2 separate regions of the Homo sapiens genome follow, and region 2 is linked to region 1. Evidence: read pairs that join two places in POLR2A ChIA-PET (ENCODE). Cell type or tissue: PC-3. All regions are shown on one strand. Each heading gives the region's core, and the rest is flanking DNA. Links, peaks and the distances in the headings are about the cores only. Region 1 holds the start of PTP4A2 (protein tyrosine phosphatase 4A2). Region 2 overlaps KPNA6 (karyopherin subunit alpha 6).

Region 1 (16,024 bases), core at 3,527-11,526:
ACAAAGTGAGACCCTGTCTTAAAAAAAAAAAAAAAGGCCAGGCGCGGTGGCTCACGCCTGTAATCCCAGCACTTCTGGAGGCCGAGGCGGGCAGATCATGAGGTCAGGAGATCGAGACCATCCTGGCTAACACAGTGAAACCCCACCTCTACTAAAAATACAAAAAATTAGCTGGGCGTGGCGGTGGGCGCCTGTAGTCACAGCTACTCAGGAGGCTGAGGCAGGAGAATGGTGTAAACCCAGGAGGTGGAGCTTGCAGTGAGCTGAGATCCCGCCACTGCACTCCAGCCTGGGTGACAGAGTGAGACTCTGTCTCAAAAAAAAAAAAAGGGGGGGGGCGGTAAAGGTAACTACTATTGGAGCCACTATTCTTATCCTTATGTTGTTAATGTTGTTATTACATTATTTTATTTCAGGGCCAGAAGGAGAGCTAGGTGGAGGGAAGGGTCATTCACTTGGTCAGACAATCTACTAGATGAAAACAAACAAGCAAACAATCTGCTAGACTGCCCCAAATAGATCCATTTAAGCAGGGGAGAATCTGAAAACAGGCAATTACAATTCCATGTTAAGTACTATGGTAGAGTATTGCACAAGGTGTTTTGCAACTTTATCGGAAGAATCAATAACTCACAGACGCAGCAAAAGTTTTGCAGAGGTGGTAGCTCTTTCTTTCAAATCAGTCTATGTTTCCAGGAAGTAGAAAATACTGCTTGCTGGAGGCAGACAGAATGCAAGTGAGCCCAGTCTGTGCTCCTCACCTAAGGGCCTTGCTACTGATCTGCAGCCCCTCCTGCTCCTCAAGGCCTCTCTCAACTCCCACACAGCCCTGCTAGCCAGCCTTGCCCTAGAATACCCCCTCCTGGGCCACCTGGTGGTGAACATCCTGGACTCTGTGCTGTGGCTTGATGCGGCTGAGTCATAAGACCTTTCTTTTTACTGCTAAGCGCTAATGGAAGCCTTCTGGTCAGAAGCAATGCCCCAAGTCTACCTTGTGGGGAAGGTCTAATGACGACAGATCACTGCTTCTCCCCGCAGGGCTGGATGAGCATGGATGTGGTGGCGAGGTGGGGGAGAAGCACCCACGGGAGCATCTTCATTTCTTCCTATATAGGCGCCAGTTCTGGGCAGGCAAGACTTCCCAGGGGTGGACAGAAAGAACAGACCCTCCCCAACCCGCAATTCCCAGGGGGAGACATCTCCCTCCCAAGCCAGCCTCCAATGCCGCACTTTGCCATCTGGTCGTGGCCCAAACCAGCCTCCTAGCTCGCTAGTGACCACATTTTCCAAACCAAAACTCAGGACGCATGATCTGGCAAAGAATTTCTGGCTAGCTTCCAAATGCAAGAGGCAAAAACCTTTCCACCTGAGAATCTCTACGATAATCTGCGTCGTTAAAGGTGACATTAAGTCGGAAAGCTTGAAATTCAGGGTCTCTTCTTTCTCACTTTCTCAACTCAAGCGTTTTCTTTTTCTTTCTTTTTTTTTTTTGAGACGGAGTCTCACTCTGTCGCCCAGGTTGGAGTGCAGTGGCACGATCTCGGCTCACTGCAAACTCCGCCTCCCGGGTTCAAGTGAGTCTCCTGCCTCAACCTCCCGAGTAGCTGGGATTACGGCCCTCCTTCCGGGCGGGCGCCACCATGCCCAGCTAATTTTTGTATTTTTAGCAGACACAGGGTTTCACTATGTTGGCCAGGCTGGTCTCGAACTCCTGACCTTGTGATCTGCCCTCCTCGGCCTCCCAAAGTACTGGGATTACAGGTATGAGCCACCGCGCCTGGCCCTTCTCAAGCGTTTTCATACGTTGTTATCGATACGTGAAAGAGCCCATGAGGTAGCTGATTATTATTTCCATTTAATAGTTGATAATACTTGGAATCACTTGCCCAAGATCCTACATCCTGAAAGTCTGAATTTTGGCTTGTCAGGGACAGTTCTTAGGGTGGGTGTGTGTCTTGTGGGCAGAGCTGGGGGTGGCGTATTAATATCTTCGACGAAGATGCACACGCCATTCATTTGGGGCCTCAGGAAGGGCAGCCGAGAACTGAGCTGGCCAGGTTCCCACTTCTGAGTTGGAAATCCCCAAGCCCAGGACGTGGCGGCCACCCCGTCCCATCAGGATCTGACCCGAGGCCTTAGGGCCAAGTAGCGAGAAAGAACCCTTCGACCTTGCAGGTCACACCTCGGCTGCAGGCCCTCGACCCAGCCCAGGTGCGGATGGGCGGGGCGCAGCGTGGGCGAGCGACTCCCCAGGCCACGTTCTGCCTTCCCTCCCCGATCACATGGACTCGCCTTCCGTAGCCGGGAGTGCGGAGCGGAACGAACCACGAGGAGGAGGAGCGGGGGAGGCGCCCAGGGCAGTGGGTCAGCGCCCCGCGGGGCAGGTGGGCGGGCCCAACTGCCCGCGAGCCGGCCAGCCAGCCAGTCAGCGAACGCGGAGGGCGGGCCGGTGGCCCTGCGCGCCGCGCCCCGCAGCGCCCCCTGAGGGGCGGCGGCGGGAGCTGGTTCCGGCTGCGCGCGCAGCGGTGGTGGTGGCGGCGCGATCGGCCGGGCTGTAACCGTCGTCTGTCCGGGAGCGGCTGGAGCGGCAGCGGCGGCCGGGCACGGCGCGAGGTGACGCCACAGGGCAGCGGCGGCAGCGGAGGCAGCGGCGGCAGCAGGAGACGCAGCGGCGGCCGCAGCAGCAGCAGCAAGACGGACTCGTGGAGACGCGCCGCCGCCGCCGCCGCCGGGCCGGGCCGGGTGTCGCGCGCCGAGGCTGGGGGGGAGTCGTCGCCGCCGCCGCCACCGCTACCGCCGCCGCCGCCGCCGCCGAGGTGACTGAGGAGAGAGGCGCCTCCTCGCTCCCGCCACCGCCGGACTTCAATGCCCAGTCCCCAGCTCGCCAGCGTGAGTGCGCCCCTCCCGGGCGGCCCCCGCGCCGGCGCCGGGGGCCTCGGGGAAGGGGAGGGCGGGAGGCGCCGCAGCCATTAGTGCAGGCCGGAGACACGTCCCCGGAAGGAGGGCCGGGCCGGGCCGGGGCGGGGGAGCGAGGGTGGGTGAGCGAGGGGCGGGCTCGTGTGTGTGGAAGGGAGAGAGCTGTGCGAGCGTGGGGGAGAGTGAGTTGGTGAAGGGAGGGCGTGTGAGTGGGGGACAGGGCTGAGTGTCCGTGCGAGGAGGTGGGGGGAGTGGGAGCGCGTCGGGAGGCAGTGTCGATGTTGGGGGAATGTGGGTGAGGGCAGGGGAGGGTATGGGTGTGTGGGGAGCGTGTGGGCATGAGGGGTGGTGGTAGAATGAGTGAGTAAATGGGGGAGGAGAGAGTTGAGAGTGTGGTAAAGAGCGGGTGAGTGTGGGGGGAGAACATGGTGTGTGTCGGTGAGAAGGTGCGTGGCAGAGGCAGGAGTGTGGTAGGGTGTGCCGGCGTGTGTCCAGTGTGTGAGCAGGCATCCTAGAGGCCCTTCCCCTTGGTCTTTGTGTGTGGCGATAGTGAACCCTGGTGTGTTGGGTTGGGGAGTTCTTTCCGGGAGCATCTTGTCCGTGGGTCTTCAGGTTCAAGTATGAGGAAAGGGGGTATAAGTCTCCTCCAGCGGCACTATGATCTTCTGGCTCTGGGATTTTAATTTTTTTCCCCCAGAAAGGATGTGATGTGTTTTTTTGTTGTTGTTCTATACATTTTTTTCTCCCACGTTTCATGACTTCAAAGTAAATTTTCAAATTTGTCAATGATGCCATCCTATCCTAGTCTGGGGCCCCTGAGAGCTAACGAAAAGAAGTTTGTCTGTTGCCCAAAATCCTACACTCTGGCCTGTAGAGTGTTCAGGAGCATAAACTTTTGTAAAGTACTGCTAGTTTTTCAGGTGAAGAGTATTTTATTGTTAGGTAAATTGAACTGTAGTCTGGTTTATTATTTCCTGGAATTTGTCAAGAAATTAGCAGTGACTAGCAATTCTAGTGTCACTGTAGGCATTCAGCAAATGTTTGTCTGTCCGGAGTCGCCAAACTACATTACACTGCTGAGTTGGAATATGGTACTTGCTGTCATGCTCTGTAAGAGAGAGTAGTTTCAGAGGGAAGTGAGTGAAGTTATGCCTTGCTGAGTGTGCAAAAGGAGATTAAGGATACAGAATGACACATTATCAGGGCTTCAGAATCACTTGCCAGCACACCATTGTATTGGTGAAGATGGTGAGAAGTTGTTTGCTGGTATTCTGATCTTGGCATTTTTAAGTTTCATAATGAATGGACTAATTATTATCATGGACTTTTCCCATTCTTGTGTTGTAAAAGTAGGGATTCTTGAAGAGTAGTACCTTGATAGGGATTTTACACATTGATATAATCTTAAAAATGATGTTATCTTAAAAATAATGTCTCCTAGAAGTTGGTAGTCTTTCACTTGATCTTAGCCAAAAGGCCGAGAAGCGATAGAAGTTGGTAGTCTTTCAGTATAAGCAAAGAGTAGTATGGTCCTTTTGTTTTTTTTTTGTTTGTTTTTGAGATGGAGTCTCGCTCTGTTTGTTGCCCAGGCTTCCCGGGTTCAAATGATCTTCCCGCCTCAGCCTCCCAAGTAGCTGAGAATACAAGTGTGTGCCACCACACCCGGCTAATTTTCATATTTTTAGTAGAGATGGGGTTTCACCTTGTTGGCCAGGCTGGTCTCGAACTCCTGACCTCCAGTGATCCACCTGCCTTGGCCTCCCAAAGTGCTGGGATTAACAGGCGTGAGGGTGGTCCTTTTGATAGTGAACATAATAGAATTACAGGCAAAATCACTGATGTGTAATTAAAAGTTAGAAATTATATTTTTCGGCTGGGCAAGCTGGCTCATACCTGTAATCCTAGCACTTTGGGAGGCTGAGGCAGGAGGATCGCTTGAGCCCAGGAGTTCGAGACCAGCCTGGGTAACATGGTGACTCCATTTCTACAGAAAATACAAAAGTTAGGCGTGGTAGTGCGTGCCTGTAGTTCCAGCTATCCCGGAGGCTGAGGTGAGAGGATCTTGTGAGTCCAGGAAGTCAAGGCTGCAGTGAGCCAGTGAGACCCTCTCTCAAAAAAAATAAGAAGAAAGAAATAGTAAATAGTATTGTTACTATTCAGTGAGGGAAGGAATTGATTAGTATTAATTTCCTCCTGTGCTACAGGTGCTTTTTATATTCATTTAATTCTCACAACTACAAGAAAGGTGGTATCTTCATTTGCATCCATTTAGCTTATTTTGAATCACTTCTATTTGCCAGGCACTAGGGATACAGCGATGAGCTCCCATGGATTTACAGTGGTGAGAAGAAGAGATACAGAAACTCAAAAGGTTAAGTAACTTGTCCCAGGTCATACAGATAATAATTAGTGCTGGATTAAAAATCCAGGTCTTTGACTCTAAAGCCCTTGATTTTTCCAATACGTCATACTACTCTCTCAGTAGCTCCTCTTATATTGAGGTTTCTCATCAACGTGATGGCCTAGCAGCTAGTACTTAGGAGAGCTGTTGAAACTAATGGAGAAGGCTGGAGGCAAGGGGATCATTTAGGAGATGCTGACTGGAGGCTCTTTGGGGCCTAAGCTAGGCTTTTATGTGGGAGGAGATTATGCCTTGAAACTCTCTTGGGGCCCCGGGGTGTGTGCTTTGAGACAGTTTTTATGAGGCACCTGGGATATGTCTGCGTGAGGGAAGTCTGATTAAAGAAATGCAGCAGCGTCTTATGTTTTTTATTTTTTGGAAAAAGAGGAGAGTATATTTATTGGGGCCAAGAGTGAACTAGAACTTACCACTGTATCAAAGTTTCTCTGTTGAGCTGTGTGGGACACTTAAATCAGAAGAAGTGAGAAAATACACGTGAAAGCACTTTGTTAATTATAAATTGAACTACAGATTCAAAGTATTATTACCACTAAGATCTTTCTACTAAGGCAACAGATTTTGTAGCTGGAAAAGGCTGGCATTTTAGAACACCTTTATAGATGAAAAATAGTTTTGAACTGCTGAACGGGGTATTTTCTGACTCAGAACAGCAAAAGTCAGGCCACTCCCTCTGTGAGTCAGTCAAGTAAAATTTAATTTGAACGAACCAAATTTATAGGCAGAAACCATTTACAACATCATTGAACTTTGTAGCACTAGGAAGAGTAAATGTTTGAATACTTTTGTGTATAGCTTTAAAAAACAGTATGAGAGCCCCATATATAGTTGACTTGAAAAAAGTTTCAAACAAGGTAAATTGGATTTATTTTTCTTTAGAATTAACTTTTTATTCATTTTGTCCTATAAAGGTAGTATTTCCTTATGCAGTAATTAAGGAACACTTTACAATTTTCAGACACAAAGTTGAAATTTAGTAGGGATTTATTTTACAGGATTTGACTATACTTTTTCCTTTTTGTTGTAATGTGGGGGTTGGTAACCACTGAAGCCTAGAAAACGAATGTATTTACAAATAAGATGGAGAGGAGCAGGTGCATACATTTTTAGCTGTTGCTCTTGGTCTTGGAAGAATGAAGCTTAAGTTTTTGTGAAACTAAGTTTGGTTGATTTATTTGGGTGCTATTCCATCAACTATATTTGTTGAATAGAAGATGGGATCTTTAAAATTTTGCTTAAGAATCAGGATCCATAGTCTTTTTTGTTTGTTTTGGTTTTTTTTAAGACGGAGTTTTGCCCTTGTTGCCCAGGCTGGAGTGCAGTGGTGCAATCTTGGCTCACTGCAGCCTGCGCCTCCTGGGTTCAAGCGATTCTCCTGCCTCAGCCTCCTGAGTAGCTGGATTACCGGCACACGCCACCACGCCCAGCTAATTTTTTGTGTTTTTAGTGGAGATGAGGTTTCATAATGTTGGCCAGGCTGGTCTTGAACTCCTGACTTCAGGTGATCTACCTGCCTCGGCCTCCCAAAGTGCAGGGATTACAGGCATGAGCCACCGCGCGGCCCAGGATCCATAGTTTTAACATGGTGGACTTAGTTATGTTTATCGAATAGGGTGATGGTAGAGATCTTGGGGTACTGGTAAAGTTCAATATTACCCTTTCAGGGTTTAGGTTTCCACATTCCTTTCTTACGCCAAATCATGTATTGTCTCATTTGAAACTCAATAATCCTGTAAGTAGTATTCTTTTAGCTTTACAGATAAGGAAATTTATTTATAGATTGATTGTTGTTGGGTTTTGTTTTATTTTGTTTTCTTCCAGACAGAGTCTTACTCTGTTGCCCAGGCTGGAGTGCAGTGGTGCAACCTCAGCTCACTGCAGCCTCCACCTCCTAGGTTTAAGCGATTGTCCTGCCTCAGCTGGTATTATAGGCGTGCGCCACCACGCCCAGCTAATTTTTGTATTTTTAGTAGAGACAGGGTTTCGCTATGTTGCCCAGGCTGGTCCCGAACCCCTGAGCTCAGGCGTTGAGTTGCTGGCCTCAGCCTCCCAAAGTACTGGGATTTGATTATTAAATCCCAGGTTTTAGAATCTAAGTTAAAGATTATCAATAAATAGATAGCAGTGAATAATTTTTTTTTTCCTTTTAGGGGCTTAAAGTACTTAAATCTCTGTTGAACAGTGGATACCACCAGTTATAATTACTTTGGGAGATGGTGATTTGAGTCTCTTAATCTGTGAAATATTAGAAAAGTCTTGGCTAGGCACAGTGGCTCATTCTGGGAGGCAGACACGGGAGGATCACTTGAGGCCAGGAGTTCGAGACCAGCCTGGGCAACATAGAGACAACATCTCTACAAAAAATACAAAAACTAGCCAGGCATAGTGGTATGAACCTGTAGTTCCAGCTACTCAGGAGGCTGAAGTGGAAGGATCACTGGAGCCTGGGAGGTCAAGGCTGAAGTGAGCCGAGACTATGCCACTGCAGTCTAGCCTGGGAGACAGAGGGAGACCCTGTCTCAAAAAAAAAAAAGAAAAAATCTTTTCACCATTTTCATCTTTTGAACTATTAACTACGTATAGAGGTGTCAGTTAGCTTTCTCTCATTATCCTTTGTTTTATTGGCTGAACCTCATTCTATGGGCTCCCTTGACTCCCTGGCCACTGTCTTGGCACTTGAAGCCTTTTAGGTTGCTTAGTGTAGAGCTGAAGTGCATATTGTGTGAAAATCTTTTTGCTCTTTGGAGTGGTAGAGGTCTAGGCTCAACCAGAAACTGTCACTACCCTAGCACCTCCATGAAAGAAGCTGCACAGCAATACTAGCTGTCTGCTTTCCACAGTTCCCCATTGTGGAGTTACCAGGACTTAGGTGAGAGAATGACTCGTTTCCTGCACTGTTTGTTCAGTCAGTGTAGATTTACAGGACACAGAAATCTTTCCCAGAAAAATGACTGTGAGGAGTTGACAGATTATACAGATATTTTTTATGTGACTTGAATGTAGACGGTTTTTGTTTGCCTATACTGATTTTCTTGCCCACAGGTTATGTTAACACAGCATCCACTTCATTTTAAGTGGCCTAAACTAAATTTCATCATTTGAATATAAATTTACCTTACACAATGTTGGCTTTTTAAATTCTTGAGAATTTTAAGATTAGGCTTTTTTGTGACCCTTTCTTTGCTAGTTGAGCCTGGTTTGAAAAAATATTTTGAACATTTAGAACAGTCTTTACCTTTAGAGAAGTGGTGCATTTAATTCCTCTCATAGTATTTTTTATTTGAACTTTTAGTCTTCTCAAGACATTAATTCTTTTGGCATAAAATGTACACATGATATATTTGTTTTAGCAGATCAGATAAATTACTTTATATTTTTATTTCTGCAGTGGCCAGATATGTTGGCTGTTAACTAATGTATTGTTTGACAGGAATTCAAATTCACAATCAGGTCTGTTTTCTTCCAGTTGTCCTTTAGTTTTTGTTTAAATTTGACCAACTTTTTATTTTCCCCACCGTTTTACAGGAAACATTCACTAGGTTGTATCACCACAGTATTTGTAAATTGGATTTATATACAAATGTTGATATTTGTTGTTTTTAGTAGCAGAACAAATTGTTGTGTATTGTATTTTCCATTATTGGTGAAAAGCCTTTCATTAGGGGATGGAGTGACTGGTTAGTGCAGAAGGATATGAGTCACCAGCAGGATTTGTCAGCAAATAGAGAAGGATATGATGGAGAAACAATAGATTCTAGTGACATTATTTTCATTCCACATGTGTGGTTACAAACAAGTTTCCTTTGGTGATTAGTTTAAATTATGCAAATTGGGTCTTTCTGGGTGAAAAGTACTTTAAATATAAGTCACAGGCTATATTCTCAATTGTTTTCTTAGATTGGATCTTCATTTGGAGGTCATCAACAGGTAGAATTTAGTTAAACTCGTTATCTGTTGACTATGATTTAGTAAGTTGAAAGAAAATTTTTGTTAAGCTTTTTGGTAATTACGGAGCTGCTTGCTCAGTAGATCAGGGGAGGCCCATAAATATGGCAATATTTGCTCTTTTTCTCAGTGAGCAAAGAGTTGCTCTCTTACCACTACTCTGCTTTGAAATTCCTAAGAGCTTTTATTGCATTTGAATTGGTCTGAAATTCTCAGCCCGGTCAAGGCTTCTCCAGAGTTATCTAACCAAAGACTAAGCACCTTTCTCAAGTCACACTACCATGGTTCCTTCACTGTTTCTACCAGTTTTCTATTATAAAAGTTTTACCTTTCTTCAGAAGTCTTAATCCTACTCCATTCTTCTCACGCTTACTTTGTATCTTTAAAATTTGTGGTGGTAATATGAAAACTTAATACCAATCAAGCATTTTTCACCCACGTTGATTCTTCTAGGAGCTTGATCCTGGATAGTGTTTGTATGATGTGCACACGTCTCTGCAAATGCTTGTTTGAAGATTGGCTGTGCTGCATTTTGGTATAATTGGGAGGTGACATATTGTCCCTTATCTCAGTAAACATTTGGAGGAAGAGGACGAGAAAGATTGAATTTTGCATTCTTTAATTGGGAAGAAAAGGAAGGTGAATCCATGTTGAGCTGAGCTAGTGAGTAAAGAATAACTTCTTGACATGGCATTATAGAGTTATTTCACCATTTTTATTTCACGTTAATATGTAGTATGAAATATTTACTTTCACTGTGTGGTTTTTAAAGATCGTAATGTTACTGTGTTTTGTGAAAGGATGCCATTATTGGACAATTAGTGGATAGACAGTACATTTTAAAAGGCCACCAGCAGCTTCAAATAGAATGATTTGGATTCTTGACTGTTTATCTTGTATTGTACTCAGTACACAAACATATGTCTGTGAACTATAATGTAATTTATAAAAAGCAAGTTTAGGAGAGGAAGTGAAGTGTAACTTACCCAGTTATAGGGGAAACTTGGATCAGAGTGCCTGAACAGCAGAAACATTTCTGGGGCTCAAACAAAATAATTTATGTTGACAAGATGTATTTTGGGATGTTTTTATTCTGTGTCTTGTCCATAGAGAGTTTCCCTCACTCTCTTTGGGGATTAATACTGGAACAGGACCTTTAAATACGCTCAATACATTTGACAAAATGGGGAAATGAAAAGAGTTAAGTTGACCCATAAACTACTAAGTTCTGAGATATGGTATTTTTTATTTTTTTTTTGAGATGGAGTCTCACTGTCGCCCAGGTTGGAGTGCAGTGGCACAATCTCGGCTCACTGCAGGTTCCGCCCCCCCGGGGTTCACGCCATTCTCCTGCCTCAGCCTCCCTAGTAGCTGGAACTACAGGCGCCCGCCACCTCGCCCGGCTAATTTTTTGTATTTTTAGTAGAGACGGGGTTTCACCGTGTTAGCCAGGATGGTCTCGATCTGCTGACCTCGTGATCCGCCCGCCTTGGCCTCCCAAAGTGCTGGGATTACAGGCGTGAGCCACCACGCCCGGCCCGAGATGGTATATTTTAGGTAATGTGAACAGTAGCCGGAAAGTTTTTGCTTTGCATGCTACTCCTGTGCTGTAGGTTATTTTGAAAGGTGATTCAAATAACCTTTCCCAAGTATCTATTTTGCAACCTCAGGGAACTTGCAGCTGTTACAGCCATTTTAACTGTCCTGATATAGCTCAGAAAACATTTCAATGTGGTGTTGACAGGCTGACTCCAGGTGTTCTTTTGGATTTTTACTACTGAATTTGCTTTATTACAATTGAAGTTCAGAATCTTAAATTATTTATTAATGAAATTATTGATTCAATGGTTCTTGGGTTAATGTACATACAGTGATGTTGGAAACTAAATTAAAATGATTAAGACTTAAATTGTTCTCTGGAAAAATTAGCCTTTTGAGATTAAAGAAGGAAGGATGGGAGGAGGAAATAAAACAAATGTTAGGATTTAACTTTCTGGGGAAGCAACTGAATTGGAGATAGTTCCTATTCTTAAGAAGGTTACCAAAGTTATTTAGGAAAAGAATGTGCTTAAACTTTATAATAAAGGGGCTTGGGAGTCTTAAAATGCACATAAACTGAAGTCTTTAAACATAAACCCCATAGAAAAGATAGCCATGATACTTTTGTCACAAAAGTATGGATGAATAGAATCCATTTAGTAAAACTATTTAATGTAATTTTTAAAAGATTAACTGAAAACAATTAGATTAATACTCAATATAAGGATTGTGCTGTTAGGATTTTTTAATGTTATTACCAGTGCTATTCCAATACTTTTTAAAGAGAAAGTCGGCGTTGGCCATAGTGCTGTTAACCTGCATTTAAATTTTATTTATGAAAGGAAAAATACCAATTTTAGATAAGAGATTCATTTTGAGAATTGGAAATCTTTAGAGGAAAAATGGAGTACAAAATTGTAAAGTAAATATTTTTAAGTGTGGCCTGAAAATATTTAATGCAATTTTTGTCTTATAGTTATTTGTAGAGGTAGAAATTACTAGAAAAGGACAACCGTTAATCACCGGGGTACATGCACATCTAAAACCACTCCCTTTTCATTTTGGTGGGAACAGGGCCCACAGGACTTCAGTGAATAACTGTCACTGTTCTCAGAAGCAGGTGCGATTGTTGACTAATTGCTTCCCTTATCTTTCTGAGTGGCTGGCCATGTATCTTCTACTGGTTTTGAAATGTTAAGACATTTTCCCACCATCAAGGTCATGATTTCTTTTTATAGAACTGATTATTGATTTCTGTACTGGGACTTGAGTCTCAAGTTCCCTCCTTAAATGAGGAAGTGGAAAAGTGGGAATAACCAAGGGAGTAACTATGAAATTTTTTTTTTTTTTTTTTTTTTTTGAGACAGAGTTTCACTCTGTCACCCAGGCTGGAGTACAGTGGCACGATCTTGGCTCACTGCAACTTCCGCCTCCCAGGTTCAAGCAATTCTCCTGCTTCAGCCACCTGAGCTGGGACTACAGCCATGCGCCACAATACCTGGCTAGTTTTTGTATTTTTGGTAGAGACAGGGTTTTGCCATGTTGGCCAGGCTGGTCTTGAACTCCTGACCTCAGGTGATCCGCCCATCTTGGCCTTCCAAAGTGCTGGGATTACAGGCGTAAGCCATCGCGCCCGGCCAAAAAATTTTTTTTAACAGTAAAAAAAGCATCTTATTTTTGGCTTATTCACTGACATTTTGGATCCTTATTTGTGTAGAATTGAATTGATACCTCTTTATCACCTTCCTAGGACTGTAGTTATTGTGGGTAAGGAGGGATATTAATATTAATATTATATTGTATATAATTATATTATGCTATATATTATATTATTATATTTATATATTATAATATATAAATATATGTTATAATATATATTTGTTATATATAATATAATATTAATTTAAATCTAAGTTTCAAGGACTAGATTATTTTAGTTTGATAAATGGAACAGTAGAGGGATAAACAAAGGTAGGTAGTGCAGAGGATAGATAGAACTGTTGTTCTATCTACTTGATTTGGGAGTAGGTTATAAGAGATGAATAAATTTTCAGTTTGAGACCAGTTAATCAGAAGATGCGTGTTTACTAATTAAACGCTTTACTAATTAAAGGTGAGGTTTTTTAGTTTACAAGTTTTCAGACACTTTTTTCCCCCAAGTGGTCAAAATACAATAGGTACAGTAGCATTTTACAGAGGACTTTCCCTACTACTTTGATGGTTGAGAAGATTTTACAATCTATTGTCTGAATAGCCTCTGAATATTAAGTTGGACTCCACAAGTTCTGTAGTTACTCAGAGCCTTGACTGTTTTTCATAAACTCTATATCCAGTCTGTGGACAAATCCCACGTCAAAGTGTATCTTGAAACTGACCCCTTCTTATCTTCCCTACTGCTGTTACCCTGGTCTAAGCTACCATTATATCTACTTGTCTCCTTGCTTCCACCCTTACCATTTTTGTAATGTTTCCACATAGCAGATAGAGTGATCCTTTGTAAAACCTAAGTTATCACTCTTTTTTTCTCTCCTTTTTCAGCTTTTATGTTAGGTTCAGTGTGTACATGTGCAGGTTTGTTACGTGGGTAAATTGAATGTCGCTCGGGTTTGGCGTACAAATGATTTTGTCACCTCGTCACCAGTTAGCAAGCATAGTACCTGATAAGTAGTTTTTCAAGCCCCACTCTCCTCTCACCCTCCACCCTCAAGTGGTCCCCAGTGTCTGTTGTTCCCCTCTTTGAGTCTATGTGTACTCAGTGTTTAGCTCCCACTTATAAGTGAGAACATGCGGTATTTGGTTTTCTGTTCCTGCGTTAATTCGCTTAGGATAATGGCCTCCAGCTGCATCCATGTTGCTGCAAAGGACATGATTTCATTATTTTTTATGGCTTTGAGTTGTCACTCTTGAGTGAAACCCTTCATTGGCTTCATTTGGAGAGGCATCATTTTCTGAATAAAAGTCAAATGCTTTTAGTGGCCTATAAGGCTCTCTTTTATTTCTCTGACTCTATTCATTCCATTGTCCTCTCTGTTCCAGTAGCATTGGTTCCCTTGTTCCTAGCATACTCTAAGCTTGTCCCCACCTCATAACCTTTGCAGCAGTTAATCCTCTGCCTAAAATGCTCCCCAAATACCTGTTTGGCTCACACTCTCAGCTCTTGGATAAAAAGTCACTTTTTTCAGTGAGGCCTTTCCTGTTAGCCTTATTTAAAATTGGAACCCCCCTCCCTCTGGCACTGCTAATTCCCCTACTTCTAATTTTTCTCCAGAGCAGTGACATTTTTATTTCTTTTTTTCTGCCCAGTAAAGTGTAAGATCCATCCCAACAGAAATTTTTGTTTTGCTTATTGCTCTTGCACCTGTAAGAGTATGTGACCCATAGTACATGTTCTGTAAATATTTGAATTAATGAAAGAATTTGAGGAAAATGCCTAGCTCTTCAGGAGGATAAATTCTTTACTGTTGACAGATTAGATTTTTTATACTTATTTTAAGGGGAAATAAAAGTGGCTATTGACATGAAGGGAATTTGCTTTAGGAAAAAAATGTTGCAAGGTGTTAGTTGTATATTACATTATTAGGCTTTCATGTTGACTGATTGTTGAAACCAAGCTGACTCAAATTTGCATTACTTCCTGTAAAATTTCTGGTAAGAAAAGTAGCAGTAAATATATGCATACTCGTTTTTTTTAGACCTTTGCTTTTAGACTGTATTTCCTTAAATCTAGAATTCTTTTATTGTACCTTTATATTTTAATGTGCTGTTTTAATTTGGTGAATACTGGCGTAGCTCACCAAATTAGAGGGTTTATTGTATCATTTAATTTGGAAATGTAAAGGGATGATTTCTTAGAAATCCTGATGTGAGTGGATTGATAGGAGAGATAAATATATATATATATATATATTTTTTTTTTTTTTTAATTTTTTGAAACGGAATCTAGCTCTGTGGCCAGGCTGGAGTGCAGTGGCGCAATCTCAGTTCACTGCAACCTCCGCCTCCTGGGTTGAAGCGATTCTCTTGCCTCAGCCTCCCGAGTAGCTGGGATTACAGGCATGCGCCGCCACGCCCAGCTAATTTTTGTATTTTTAGTAGAGATGGGCCAGTATGGCTTCGATCTCCTGACTTCGTGATCCACTCACCGTGGCCTCCCAGAGTGCTGGGATTACAGGCATGAGCCACTGTGCCCGCCAATTGATAGGAATTTTAAAAGGATGCCCGGTAAAATTGGGTTAAATTAAATGAGGCTGCTTTTATAAAATTCCCTTATACTTCTAAATTCACCTTTTTTTTTTTTGAGATGGAGTCTTGCTCTGTCGCCCAGGCTGGGGTGCAGTGGTGCGATCTTGGGTCACTGCAAGCTCTGCCTCCCGGGTTCACGCCATTCTCCTGCCTCAGCCTGCCAAGTAGCTGGGACCACAGGCGCCCACCACCACACCCGACTAATTTTTTTGTATTTTTAGTGGAGACGGGGTTTCACCGTGTTAGCCAGGATGGTCTCTTATCTCCTGACCTCGTTCGTGATCTGCCCAACTCGGCCTCCCAAAGTGCTGGGATTATAGGCGTGAGCCACGGCGCCCGGCCTCTAAATTCACTTTATTTGTAGTTAGAATTACAGTTGCCAAGGCAGGACGTGAATTTTACTCATTTAGCCTCTTTAACAGGAAAGAAAACACTTTATGGAATTGTGTAGGTACAGACCTGCCTGGGACAGAGGACTAGCCCTCTGGAGCCTCTTTCTAATCCTATGATTATAGAACTGTTAAGAACGTAGTTTGATTGTAAATCATTATAGGGTTCTTATCACCTTAGAATTTTTTTTAAAGGTAATACCATATGTACATGGGAAAAGTTAAAACAGTTCAAAAGGTATATGTTAAGATGTAGTAAATCGTGCTGTTGACCTCCAGCCTTCAGTCCTGTGTTCCTGGCCCTGCCCCAACCCTAGGAAACCACTGTTATCTCTTATCTTTGTAATCTTCCAGATATCCCATGTGCATGAATGCATACAGTACTCACACATATTTCTAAGCACACTGTTGATACTGTCATGTACTGTGCCTTTTTTTACTTATTAGTGTCTTTTAGCTGTCATTTCATATCAGTTCATACAGATGTTTTCTTTTTAACCTCTGGATAGTTTTTTCTTTTTTTTTATCCCTTATCTCCCTCCTTTCTTAATTTAAAAGGACTTCTCTGTCACAG
Region 2 (13,938 bases), core at 1,614-9,613, 240 kb before region 1:
ACCTGGACTCAAGTGATCCCCTTGCCCCAGCCTCCCAAGTAGCTAGGATTACAGGTATGTGCCACCACAGCCAGCTAACTTTTAAATTTTTTTGTAGAGACAGATCTCACTTTGCTGCCCAGGCTGGTCTTGAACTCCTGGCCTCAAGTGATCCTCCTACCTTGGCCTCCCAAAGGGTTGGGATTACAGGCATGAGCCACAGTGCTTGGCCTCTTTTTAAAAATGGAGACTTCAGGACAGTCTTTTTCAAGACAGACATTTGATTTAAAAAAAAAATGTTGGCAACTAATTCAAACTTAAACACGCTCTGCCAAGCAAAACCTTCCTGTGGGTTCAATCAACTTTCTGGCTGCTTGTCTGTAATCTCTGCTTTAGGAATTATCTAAACTGAAGGGAGGAGTCTGTGAACTATTTGATCTTAAGAGGTTCAGGCTGGGCACGATGGCTCATGCCTGTAATCCCAGCACTTTGGGAGGCGGAGGCAGGCGGATCACCTGAGGTCAAGAGTTCAAGACCAGCCTGGCCAACGTGAAACCCCGTCTCTACTAAAAATACAAAAATTAGCTGGGCGTGGTGGCGGGCACCTGTAATCCCAGCTATTTGGGAGGCTGAGGCAGGAGAATCGCTTGAACCCAGGAGGCAGAGGTTGCAGTGAACCGAGATCACGCCATTGTACTCCAGCCTGGATGCCAAGAATAAAAAACTCCGTTTCAAAAAAAAAAAAAAGGTTCAAAGGGCTGTAGAGTGGTGCTGATGAAACTAAGTCAAAATCATTTAGAGAAACTCTAGAAAATGCAAACTAAACTACAGTGACAGCCACAGATCAGTGGTTGCTGGAGGTGGGGCAGAAAGGAGGGATTCTCAAGCGGGAAGCTTACGGCTTATGAAGGTCATAGATATATTCACTATCTTGTGGTTGTTTTATGGGTGCATATGTGTTTCAATTTATCAACGTGTATATACTTTAAATATGTACAGTTTATTGTATGTCAATTATATTTCAATAAAGTCGATGAAAAAAACTTTAGAGCAGGTGCAGGTTGGTACAACTCTTATTTCCACTGTTAAGCTACAAATTTAAACACCTCCTCATTCTCTTCCCCCAAATCCAGTCTAGGGTCACTCCAAGCCAAAGAAGACAATTTAGAACTTTGCAACAGGTTTTTATTTTTGCTTTATATCTATTACAGTGTTTGAAACCTAAAGAAATACATTTTCTCTTCAAATTTGGATGTGTATATAAATAACATTTGTCTGGACTCAGCACACTCAATGCCATGTTTTCTTCGCCTATGTCTGCTCTGAAATCAAGCTGTGTCTGTCTACCCAGGGGCCCTGAGAACATGGAAAATAGAGTTTATTGTTATTAGAAAAATAAAAGCAAATGAATTTGCAAAGAAAAACCAGTGAGAAGGATTAGATTCATCTTCCAAGGGTCCATAGCTGGTAACCCAAGCCATTCTCGGGGGATATCCAGTCTCTTGAGTGGCTGGGACTCCATTACCCACTTTCCTTCTTTAATAGGTCAAAGGCAATTCCCACAAAAGCTGGCTAAAAAAGCCGACACCCAACTCCAGAGTCTGAGGGTTCATGAAGATGTGGACTTTTTTTTTTGAGACAAGAGCCTCACCCTGTCGCCCAGGCTGGCACAATCTTGGCTCACTGCAACCTCTGCCTCCTAGGTTCAAGAGATTCTCCTGCCTCAGCCTCCCACGTAGCTGAGATCACAGGTGCCCACCACCACACCTGGCTTATTTTTTTTATTTTTTTATTTTTGTAGGGACGGGGTTTTACTATGTTGGTCAGGCTGGTTTTGAACCCCTAACCTCAAGTGATCTGCCCGCCTCAGCCTCCCAAAGTGCTAGGATTACAGGCATGAGCCACCGCGCCCAGCTGAAGATGTGGATTTTTTTTTTTTTTTTTTTTTTGAGATGGAGTCTCGCACTGTCACCCAAGCTGGAGTGCAGTGGCATGATCTTGGCTCACTGCAACCTCCGCCTCCTGGGTTCAAGTGATTCTCCTGTCTCAGCCTCCCAAGTAGCTGGGATTACAGGCGCCTGCCACCACGCCCAGCTAATTTTTTGTATTTTTATTAGAGATGGGGTTTCACTATGTTGCCAGGCTGGTCTCAAACTCCTGACCTCGTGATCCACCCGCCTCGGCCTCCCAAAGTGCTGGGATTACAGGCATGTGCCACCGCGCCTGGCCAGATGTGGACTCTTTAAAGACATGCTCTGAGTCAGAGGTTCCCAGCCAGTGTTAGGATCTCTGAGAGCTTACTTCCTTCAATGCCCCCCAGGCCATGGCGTATATAATAGTTACAGGAGAACAGGGCTGGCATTCAGCAACAGGGTTCAGGTACGAGCTAATGTGGACATCAGAAGTCAGCCTGGCCCAGAGGCAGCTAGGCAGGCCACTAAGATACACTACATAAACCTTTTCCCATGGTGTTCTGGGCCTAACATGTAATACTGCCTCTTCTAACTCTCACAGCCTGCTTAGGTTCTGCACATAGCCCAGACCTGAAGCAAAGCGCCCTTGCAGAGAAAAAAATAACAGCTTTAATTCACAGATTTGGTTGGTCTTGACCTCAAGTTCTTCCTTTGCCACGGTCTAAATCAGGGTGTGGGGCTAGAGGACAGATAATGAGAGACTGAATCATTTATGAAGGCCTTGGCCAAAGAGCAGCTAGTGCCCACTACATGGATCCCAGCAGGGCCAAATTCTCAACTTGTTGGCTTAACAAAAGAATGAAAAAGCTCAAACAGAAAACATACTGGACAAGGTTGGTCCAGAACATGCAATCCTAAATGGCTATGGAATAAATTTATTCTGAGCAATATCTCAGTCTCACACTCACTAAATTCTAGGGTAGTTCTATTGAAGATGTTTACCATGGTTTAGCGCACTGAGCCCTGCACCCTTCCCCAGGCTGCCAGGGAAGCAGAGAGGTACAAACATTCCTAATGCCCCAGTCAGCCTGTTCTCCCTATGGGGTCCCTGGATTACCTGCAGGGACCTGGGGGAAATTGGCTCCCTGTCTTCAGCTGAGAGTCTGGAATCTGAACCCTAGATGAATCTACTGAAGAATGCTCAAGATGATGGATACCAAGCTGAGTGAGTCTAGGGGAGAAGAGAGGCCTGAACAAAAGAGCTGGGGCCTTCAAAGAGGTGTATGAGAGGTGAGGTTAGTAGTGCCAGGCTTTCCTATCTTTTCCTTCTAGTTTGCTAGAAACAAGTACAACTTTAGGGTGTGGGGGGAAGGCAGGTAGACATGAAGAAATGGAAATACAGTTCATTCTGCTAGACATTTTAAACTGGTTTGGCTTGAGAAAAATAGAAAGTCTGTGCCTGAGAACCTTCTTTTCCTCTCCCTTATTTAAGTACAATAGCAGCTATAATCTGTGCAGTTCAGCTCCAAAAAACAGGGCTCCTGGAAGATGGCTTTCATGGCAGAGAGTTGATGGGGTAGATTAATGGGCTCTAGGTAAGGAGCAACACCAAGGGTCCCTGAAAACTGAGGCCAACACCTGCTCCCTGGGGGGGGGCCATTTGTATTCCCTGACCCATGTAACAAGCCTGGCCAGCTGTGGGTGGAATCCATGTGGTTCTATCAGAAGGCTGCAGCCAACATCAAGGCCAGGCAGTCACCAGGGTCAGCTGGGATCTGAAGGGAGGCTTCTAAGACCAGACACCCTGTTAGTACTAAAGATGATGATTTGGGGGTGGGATGCCTGGAGGGGCTGGCACCATTCAAAAAAGTATTGGAAAACATTAGCCAAGAAAAAGGCTCCTTGTCCCTCCTAATCCATATCCAGATACCCCCAACCAGAGATCTTAAAAAGGATAGACCAGCCATATGCCAACATGCCAGGATTCCAAAAGCATGCCTCAACTAATTAGGGTATTCCCTACAGCAGACTGGGGTAGAGGGGCTCCATCCTGGCAATAACCAGAGAGCCTTACCTCGCCTAGGCCAGGGTATGGAATCTAGATGAAGACTGTCCACAAACAGTGGCTCTCAAGCCTGGGCTAAATAAATAATATTTTGCTTCATTACATGGCCAAAGGAGAGGAGGAGATAGAAAAGATGATATTACTACCTCTGTGGGCTGGAAGAACTTCACCTGTTGGTTGAAAGGGGATTAAAGGAAGATAACAGGAAAACCTGGTCTGGAGAAGACATAAATGAAAGCTCCTGGAGGCCACTTTTCTCTGATTAGAAATCTATCCTCACACTCTGCCCCTAGTAGACTTTAGCCTTTGGAGTTCTTAGGGAAAACTGGCTTTAAGCAGCAGCCAGATCACCAAAAACATTTTCCATCTGGTACAGGACCCGGAGCTGAAGCCAAAGTAGATTTTGGAGGAACAGCTGGACAAGCAGGATGTGTATGTCTTACACTAAGAAACTGGTCCCTGTATCAGGGACTTAACTCTTACTTGAGATGTACAAAGTAGATCCTACTAAATTGCCCTTTGGAAGAGAACAATGGGCGGAGGTTGGGTAGGGGAAGGCTTTTTTTTTTTTTTTTTTTTTAAACTGTAAGAGAATGGTTTTTTAATGGAGGTAGCAGGCCAAGTGAAAAAAAGATTCTGCCCCCTGCCTTCCTGGGAGATTGGGAGTTGGCAGCCATCATTCCCAAGCTGATGAGTGGCATATGACTCACCAAGGTGGTACAACATGGGTGGGATTTTTCAAGGACAATTGCCAGACCTAAACCATCCTCCTCAGAAAATGGCTTTGAAGTGGGACTGCAGCACTAGGAGAGGGCAAATTCAAGATCAATGGCCAATAATAAGTACCTGAACTTTAGGTCTATAAGCAGAAGGGCATGGATTTCACCTGAGCCAGAAGGAGATGTGTAGCAATAGAAGCAAGAATGGCATTGTTTCAGAGGAAGGAAAAGCAGAGCTTGGAGCAGGATGCCTCTGACTAACCACAGTGGGGAGGTGGGGGTGGGGCAGACTGTGCCTTCAGCTCCACAGCTGGTCTACACCAACTTCCTCTACTCCCATCCAAACAGGTGGGCTTTACTATCATATGTAATCCACCCAGAGGCACAGGCAAGCCACTAAGGCAATGCACTACCGTAATTCAAACAGAAAGAAGAGGCATCTGGATTATAATTGTCACAAGGAAGGGAAAACCCAAACCAGGTACAAGGATCCCAAACAGGGAAGATACGCAATAGCTCTAAAAAAAAAAAAAAAAAAAGCAGGCTACTAAGTTTCAGTGATAATAGATAATAGGAGAGGCAGCCATGGGTGATCAGTTATGTGGACAATGGCCATTGAGATTGAATTTGACAAGGCAAACTGCTTCTGAGTTTCCTGATACAAGCAGGATGTTCAGCAGTAAGGACAGAGTAGCAGACTTCACCAGGCCCTGAGGCCATCCTTGCTCCCTTCAGGTCCTGGGACAATCAGGCCACGCTGACCTGCTTTATGAAGGTTCCAGAGCTGAAGGTTGGTCCCAGGTGGTGGTCCAGAATCCAAGCAGAGAGGAAAAGGACCAAGCTCAGGCCTCCTGAGCGAGGAAGCATCCATATCTCTTTTTGGTCTTCCTCACAGTATCCTACTTACCGAAATGACAGACAGTTCTTCCTCTTGAGACCAATTAAGATTGACCTACCTAATATATAGAATATAAAAAAATACAGAACTTTTTGACATTCTCTCCTTTAGAAGTAAAATATACATGATCCAACTATGGAAGAGGAAGAAGAAGAAGAAGAAAGGCCAAAGGCAGGGATCCCTGACTATCCCAATACATGACACTCTCACTCCACCCTCCTCTGCAACTTACAGGTCACCAGAGCAAGGACTTTCTCCTCAGGAGAAAGGAAGGACCACAGCCCCCTATCTCAAGCTTAGGAGAAAATACAGCCACCTCAGAGGTTCTCTCAACCTCGAGGGGGAATTTTCAAGTAAACAAATGAAGTTGGGTCGCACCATTTGGAAGGTGAGTAGGAAATATGGGATCAGTAGCTACACGTGGGAAGCCCCATCTGAAGGCCTGTGCTCCTCCCCTGCACTCCCACTGGTATACTTGAGACACTTCAGGAGAGTGAGGAGGATCCCCCAAACTAAAGAGGTCTGGGCAAAGAGTCAGAGGGAGGGAGGGACCTTTGTTTCATGGTAGCCTCCCCAGCCTCTAGTCCCAGGCAATGCAGGCAGCTGGGTTTACTAAAACCAGGAACTTGTGGCTCTTGGGAAGAGCAATCTTAATACAAGAAAAATGTGCAAAAGAAAAAAAAATTAAATAACTCAATCCAAGCGTACAAGATTAATATTCTGTCAGAGCAAGAACACTTTGTTTTGGATTTCTCCCTTCCCCTCCCACCTCCCACCTCTGGAATATACCGTCTGCTCAAGTACCCAAGATAAGAGTTACACAGATCAGGGCAGAGGACCGGGAAGAATGAAAAAAGATAAAGGGAAGGAAGTCACCACTGAAGAAAAAAAGAAAAAAAATAAAAATAAAAAAAGGTGCAAATTGATTACCTTAGTCCTCCTTTGTCTACCCCTGGGCTCCTGGGTTAAAGACATGTGTGCAGCCAAAATATAGTGTAAGGAAGAAAAACCCAACACGTCCCCTTCTTGTCACAAAACCCAAAGGTGAGCCTCAGATGGTTCTGTCTGTCCAGAGGGTGCTCCCTCCAGGGAAGGGGGCGGAGCAGGTCAAGAGCACAGTCTCCAGGGCAGCAGAGGTGTGTGGTGGCTGATGGTGGGGACACTGGTTTCCCGCCCACCAGAGGGCTGCTCTTCCGCTGGCTGGTGGTGCTTCCCATCCCCTCCCCTCCCTGGAGGCAGATATTATAGCTGGAAGCCCTCCATGGGGGCCTCAGGCTGCTGGAAGATGAACTGCTGTTGCGTTTCATCGACTTGGGGAGCCAGGCTGCTATCATCGTCTTCTACACCAAAGTAGTGCTCAATGAGGTCGAAGGCCTTCTGGTAGATCTCCTGGTTCTCGTGGCTCTGGAGAAACTCAATTTTATCCAAGCCTACAGTAGTAAGAAGGAAGGAGAGGGAAGTGTGAGTGCTTTTCTATGGGCAGGTGAAACATTTACCTATTTTTCCTTCCCTGAGGTATGTTAGTGCTTACAAACACAAGTCATATGATCAGATCACTCTTGGACCTGAAAGGGGAGAGTTAAGATTTCTTCTCAAAACTACAGAATCCCAAAGGAAAGAGACCAAAATGTCAGTTACAGAGGTTCTAGTCCTGATTCTGCTTTAAACTAGAAGCATGACCTGGGCACATCATCAGCCTCTCAGGGATGAGTGATGAGTTAATCCAGCACTCTTATAGGTACAGCCTATCAGAAAGAGAACTGACCTATCACTCCTTAGAAGGAGAAGAAACTGGTGAGAGACAACTCTCAACTCAAAAGATGAGCCAAATCCAAATCCTAGCTGTACCCCAGCTACTCAGCACATCCTGATTATACTCATGGTAACGTGTGAAACCCTGTGGATGGTGAAACTTGGCTAGGGCAGGAGCTCTTAACTGTTCTGAAGACACAGACATCAGTCTCATGGAAGCTATGGATGCTTCCCAACCCACACTCCGCCACCACCAACATATGTATACCACGTTGGAGGCCTACAGTCTCAGGTTCTGACCTAGATTGAGGAGAGGGCACATACCATAGGCTTCCTCTATGAGGCCACAATAAGGATTGACCCCTGAGCCACTGCGCTTGCCCTCTTGCTCTCCAAGCCGCAGGATGTTCTCCAGTCCATTGAGGGCCACTTGCACAATCTTCGAATCCATTACAGTCAGCAAGTCACATAGGGGTTTGATGCAGCCCAGTGAGACCAGGTACCTAGGGGCCAGAGACCAGGCAAGTGCTAAACTAGTACAGGACACATGAAGTGCTGGGCAGGTGCTCTGAACTCTCAGCAACCCACTCTTACTAATTTATTTTTTTATTTTTAAGAATTGTGAGGCCGAGCGCGGTGGTTCACACCTGTGATCCCAGCACTTTGGGAGGCTGAGGTGGGCGGATCACAATGTCAAGAGATCGCGACCATCCTGGCTAACATGGTGAAACCCCGTCTCTACTAAAAAAAAATACAAAAAAAAAAAAAAAATTGGCCAGGTGTGGTGGCGGGCACCTGTAGTCCCAGCTACTCGGGAGGCTGAGGCAGGAGAATGGTGTGAACCTAGGAGGCAGAGCTTGCAGTGAGCCGAGATTACGCCACTGCACTCCAGCCTGGGCGACAGAGTGAGACTCCGTCTCAAAAAAAAAAAAAGAAAAGAAAAGAAAAAAGAATTGTGCAACACCCCATTCCATGCCAGAGAATGAGAGTGTTCCCCAACCAAGTCCTTTTTTTTTTTTTGAGACAGGGTCTTGCTCTGTCACCCAGGCTGGGGTGCACTGGTGCGATCCCAGCTCACTGCAGCCTCCTGGGCTCAAGTGATCCTCCTGCCTCAGCCTCCCAAACAGCTGGGACTACAGGTGTGTGCCACCATTCTCAGCTAATTTATTTTTTATTTTTTGTAGAGACAAAGTCTCATTATGTTGTCCAGGCTGGTCTCAAATTCCTGGTCTCAAGCGATCCTCCCACCTTGACCTCCCCAAAGTGCTGGGATTACAGGTGTGAGCCACTGCTCTTACTGAGCCTTGATAACCGCTTATCCTTTCTCTATCTCTCTACCTTCCTGTTGATATTGTTCTAGTTCATTTCACATGTGGTTGGTCTAGTTCATTTCACATGTGGATGCTACCAAACACTCCTCCTCCTTGCCTCTAATGTCTCCTTGGCTGCAATATTACCCCTCTGAACACATTACTTCCCTGCATAAAATTTTTCACAGGCTCCCTAATTCGCTGAACTCCAAATTCTATGGCACAACAATACCATAATACCACAAGCCCAGCCCAGCCTGGATGCTCTGCAATCTGGCTCCTAGTTCCTTTCTAGCTCTGCCTCCCATTATTCCCTTCCAAGGACAATACATTCTAGTCACACTTGTAAAGGTCTCCAGGTTTCTGATTCCTGTACCTTTATTTATGCTTTTCCCTGTCTAAGAGGCCTTTTACAATCCCATATTTATCCTTCAAAGCTTAACTCAACAGCTATCTCTTTTCTCCTAAGACTTTATATATACTAACTGTGCTCCCCTTAATAGGCAACAAGTGAAGGGCAAAACACTTAACTATTCCCACCACTTTCCACTAATGTTCAGATAATGTAAACTAAAATAAAAGAGTACACAGGCCAGGTGGCTCATGCCTATAATCCCAGCACTCTGGGAGGCCAAGGTGGGAGGATCATCTGACATCAGGAGTTCAAGACCAGCCTGCTAACATGGTGAAACCCCGTTTCTACTAAAAGTACAAAAAATTAGCCGGGCGTGGTGGCACGTGCCTGTAACCCCAGCTACTCAGGAGGCTAAAGCAGAAGAATCGCTTGAACCTGGGAGGCAGAGGTTGCGGTCTCAAAAAGAGCACACATACACAAAATAGCTTTCTATTCGCTTCTTTCAAGTCTCATATCCCAAATTAATTTCTCAAAGAAGCTGCTTTTTTGTTTGAGACAGGACCTTGCTCTGTAGCAAATGCTGGAGTGTAGTGGCACAATCACAGCTTATTACAACTGTGACCTCCTGGGCTCAGGTGATCCTCCTGCTTCAGCCTACTGAGTAGCTGTGGCCACGGGCACACGCCACTACAACCTGCTAATTTTTACATTTTTGTACACATGAGACAAAGTCCCTATGTTGCCCAGGCTAGTCTTGAACTCCTGGGTTTAAAGGATCCTCCTGCTTCAGCTTCCCAAGGTGCTGGGATAACAGACATGAGCCACTACACCAGCTTGCTTGTTTTTTTTTGTTTTTTTTTTTTTTTGTGACAGACTCTGGCTCTGTCACTCAGGCTGGAGTGCAGTGGTACAATCACAGCTCACTGCAGCCTTGACCTTCCAGGCTCAAGCCATCCTCCCATCTCAGCTGGGACTATAGGCACATGCCACCACGCCCGGCTAATTTTTGTCTTTCGTAGAGACAGAGTCTTCTTATGTTGGTCAGGCTGAAGAAACTGTTTTGAGTAACCCATAGTACGGTTCCCCTTCATTTGAATTGAGAACTACATAGATTTCAGTTCTCTGTTGGATAAGAAAAGGTAGAGAAAGGATGGATGTCCATGTCATGTTTCTCTTCTCCAGAAGGGAAAACTGGTAAACTGTTATAGTGTCACTGGAATCTGGAATAGATTCCCACATGGCTTACATGGAATCTATTCCAGATTCTAGTGACACTGTAGCAGTTTACCAGTAAAATTCTATTACAGTGAGACTAGGGGGCAGACCTGTCTGAGCAAGAGCAGTTTATAGGTCACCTGTAAACCATGAGCAAACAGGGAGAGCATCCATTATCATTCAAGACAACGGGAAAGGAATGTAATACCTGATCTGCTCAGGGGTTCCTCCTGATGTGGCATTGGTGATGGCCCAGGCTGCCTCTTTCCTTGTACGAAACTCTGCTTTCTGAAGGATTTCGATCAACACAGGGAAGATATTTGCATCTATAACAGCCTGAGAGAGAATTGAGAGGAGGCAGATGGAAGGAGAAAGTCATTTCAGCATGATAAATAAATCTAGTCCCCAAATCAGCTGAGACTTAGACATCTTCCCCATTCTGGGAGTTTTCTTTTGTTCTTCCTATATAGGTGACAGGCTACTACAGAAGAACCCAGTTTTGGTTACACAGCTTCTTTGACCAATAGTACACACTGACTCCAATTTATTTATTTATTTATTTATTTTCTGAGACAGTCTTGCTCTGTCACCCAGGCTGGAGTGCAGTGGCGCGATCTCGGCTCACTGCAAGCTCCACCTACCAGGTTCACGCCATTCTCCTGCCTCAGCCTCCCGACTAGCTGTGACTACAGGCGCCTGCCACCACGCCCGGCTAATTTTTCTTTTTTTTTGTATTTTTAGAAGAGACATGGTTTCACCACGTTAGCCAGGATGGTCTTGATCTCCTGACCTTGTGATCCGCCCACCTCAGCCTCCCAAAGTGCTGGGATTACAAGCATGAGCCACCATGCCCAGCCCCTCTTTTTTTTTTTTTTTTTTTGAGACGGAGTCTCGCTCTGTTGCCCAGGCTGGAGTGCAGTGGCGTGATCTCAGCTCACTGCAACCTTTGCCTCTCGGGTTCAAGCAATTCTCCTGCCTCAGCCTCCCGAATAGCTGAGATTACAGGCGTCCGCCACCACACCCATCTAATTTTTGTATTTTTAGTACAGATGGGGTTTCACCATGTTGGCCAGGATGGTCTCAAACTCCTGACCTCATGATCTGCCCACCTCGGCCTCCCAAAGTGCTGGGACTACAGGCGTGAGCCACCGTGCCTGGCCAATTGACTCCTATTTTTAAAGGGAAACAAATTCTTTCTTCTGAAAGCAAATATTCCAACAACCTCCCAAGTTCCTATGACTTCCCATGCCCCTTGACTTCCCTGCCTGTTTTACCTGTATTTGAGCCCTGTTGCCAGCAGTAATATTTGAAATAGTCCAGCAAGCTTCCTTCCGGATTGACTCCTTGGGACTGCTCAACAAGTGGAGAAGGCAAGGTAGGGCTGAACAGTTAAGAATGACCTAGAACACCAAAAGCACAGGAAACAAAAGAAAAATTAAACTGTTTTTAATTTTTTTTATGTTTTTTTGTTGTTGTTGTTGTTGTTGTTGTTTTTGTTTTTTTTTTTGAGACAGAGTCTCGCTCTGACGCCCAGGCTGGAGTGCAATGGCACAATCTCGGCTCACTGCAACCTCCGCCTCCCAGGTTCAAGTGATTCTCCAGCCTCAGCCTCCCAAGACGCTTGGATTACAGACGCCTACCACCACGCCCGGAAAATTTTTCTATTTTTAGTAGAGATGGGGTTTCATCATGTTGGCCAGGCTGGTCTCATGCTCCTGACCTCAGGTGATCTGCCTGCCTCGGCCTCCCAAAGTGTTGGGATTACAGGTGTGAGCCACTGTGCCCGGCTTCATTTTTTTTCTTTAAATAGGGTCTCACTTTGTTGCCTAGGCTGGAGTGCAGTGGCATGATCATGGCTTACTGCAGCCTTGACCTCCCAGTCTCAAGCAATCCTTCTACTTCAGCCTCCTGAGTAGCTGGGGACTCCTGAGTAGCAGGGTGCCACCGCACTCTGCTAATTAAAAAACATTTTTTTTTTTTGTAGAGACAGGGTCTTCCCATGTTGCAGGGCTGGTCTCAAACTTCTGGGCTCAAGTGATCCTCCTGCCTCAGCCTCCCAAAGTGCTGGAATTACAGGCATGAGCCACTGCACCTGGCCCAGGTAAACTGGACTTAATCAAAATGAAAAACTGTTGTGCATCAAGACATTGGAGTAAGCTGGGCACAGTGGTATGCACCTGCAGTCCCAGCTACTCAGGAGGCTGAGGCAGTAGGATCACCTCAGCACAGGAGTTCAAGGCCAGCTGGGGCAACATAGTGAGACCCTCTAAAAAAAATTAAAAAAGAAAAGAAAGTTGGTCTGGGTGAGGTGGCTTCATGCCTGTAATCCCAGCACTTTGAGAAGCCAAGGTGGGAGGATTGCTTAAGCCCAGTAGTTCAAGAGTAGCCTGGGCAACATGGTAAAACCCTGTCTCTCCAAAAAAAAACAAATTCAAAAAATTAGCTAGGCATGATGGTGCATGCCTGTAGTCCCAGCTACTTGGGAGGCTGAGGTGGAAGGACTGCTTTGAGCTCAGGAGGCAGAGGTTGCAGTGAGCCGAGATGGCATCATTGCACTCTAGCCTGGGTGACAAAGACAGACTCTGTCTCAATTTTAAAAAATTAAATAAGTTAAAAGTTTTTTTTTTAAAGACACCAAAGTTAAAAGATAAAACCACAGAACAAGAGAAAATATTTGCAAAACATGTGTCTGATAAGAGATTAATATCCAGAACATATGAAGAACTCCTAAAATTGAACAACCAGAAAACTCAACAACCCAATTAAAACATGAGCAAAAGACTTGAATAGACATGTGTCCAAAAAAAAAAAAAAAATACACAGATGGCCAATAAGCATATGAAAAGATGCTCAACATTACCAATCATTAGAAAAATGCAAATCAAAACCACAATGAAATATCACTTCACACCCATTAGGGTGGGTATTATCAAAAAAAAAACAAAAAACAAAAAACGGAAAATAACAACTGTTGGCAAGGCTGTGGGGAAACTGGAACATGCTGCATTGTTGGTGGGAATGTAAGATGGCATAGCAGCTGTGCAGAACAGTATGGTGTCCCCTCAAAAAAATTAGGCATAAAATTAGAACATGATCCAGCAATTCCACTCTGGGTATATACCGGGGACTTGAACAAATATTTGTACACCAATGTTCATAGCAGCATTATTCACAATAGCCAAAAGGTGGAAACAACCCAAATGTCTATTGATGGATAAATAAAATATGGTATATACATACAGTGGAATATCATTCAGCCTTTCAAAGGAGTTCTGATGCATGCTACAACATGAACGAATTTTAAAGATACTAGGCTAAGTGAAATAAACCAGACGAGAAAGAATAAACACTGTATGATTCCACTTACATGAGGTACTTAGAGCACTCAAACTCACAGATACAGAAAATAGAATGGTGGTTACTAGGCACTAGGGGAAGGGAGAATGGGGAGTTACTGTTTAATGTGTACGGTTTCAGTTTGAGATGATAAAAAATTTCTGTAGCTGGCTAGTGGCAATAACGGAAAAACAATGTGAATGTACTTTATGCCAATGGTTAAAATGGTAAATTTTATGTTGTATTTTAAAGTACATGCATATACATATACAAAGTAACCCAGAAAATGAGCATGTGGGTTTGAGTGTTTGAGTGACACTACTCACCTGTTAAGAAACCTGTCCAGAATCCCACAGAATTATGCTCGCTACTCAAAACCCAAAGAATACCCAAATC

The links. Peaks named below come from ENCODE experiments on the same cell type or tissue, not always from the same donor. Only the 100,000 strongest peaks of a DNase experiment are listed, where the experiment ranks them.
Region 2: POLR2A ChIA-PET joins it to region 1 with 12 read pairs; 2 of 35 experiments call an interaction of 5 or more read pairs at or near these places.

Annotation. Positions count from the first base shown.
Region 1 is chr1:31,924,852-31,940,875 of GRCh38, reverse strand. It overlaps PTP4A2 (protein tyrosine phosphatase 4A2), which reads left to right and starts at 2,508. Exons shown (of 6, transcript NM_080391.4): 1 at 2,508-2,889. RefSeq lists enhancers at 1,922-2,191, 3,302-3,351, 7,965-8,024 and silencers at 2,252-2,631, 2,834-3,005, 2,782-3,121. In PC-3, for the core only: no CTCF peak of the experiment used is centred there; DNase peaks (open chromatin) are centred at 5,995, 8,235 and 9,035; H3K4me3 peaks cover 6,358 bases; H3K27ac peaks cover 6,863 bases.
Region 2 is chr1:32,163,773-32,177,710 of GRCh38, reverse strand. KPNA6 (karyopherin subunit alpha 6) reads right to left here. Exons shown (of 14, transcript NM_012316.5): 11 at 11,481-11,606; 12 at 10,415-10,542; 13 at 7,651-7,829; 14 at 1,148-7,004. The coding sequence ends at 6,817. Among named protein-coding and RNA genes, the nearest start is that of TXLNA, 8.9 kb to the left of the region's middle. In PC-3, for the core only: no CTCF peak of the experiment used is centred there; no DNase peak of the experiment used is centred there.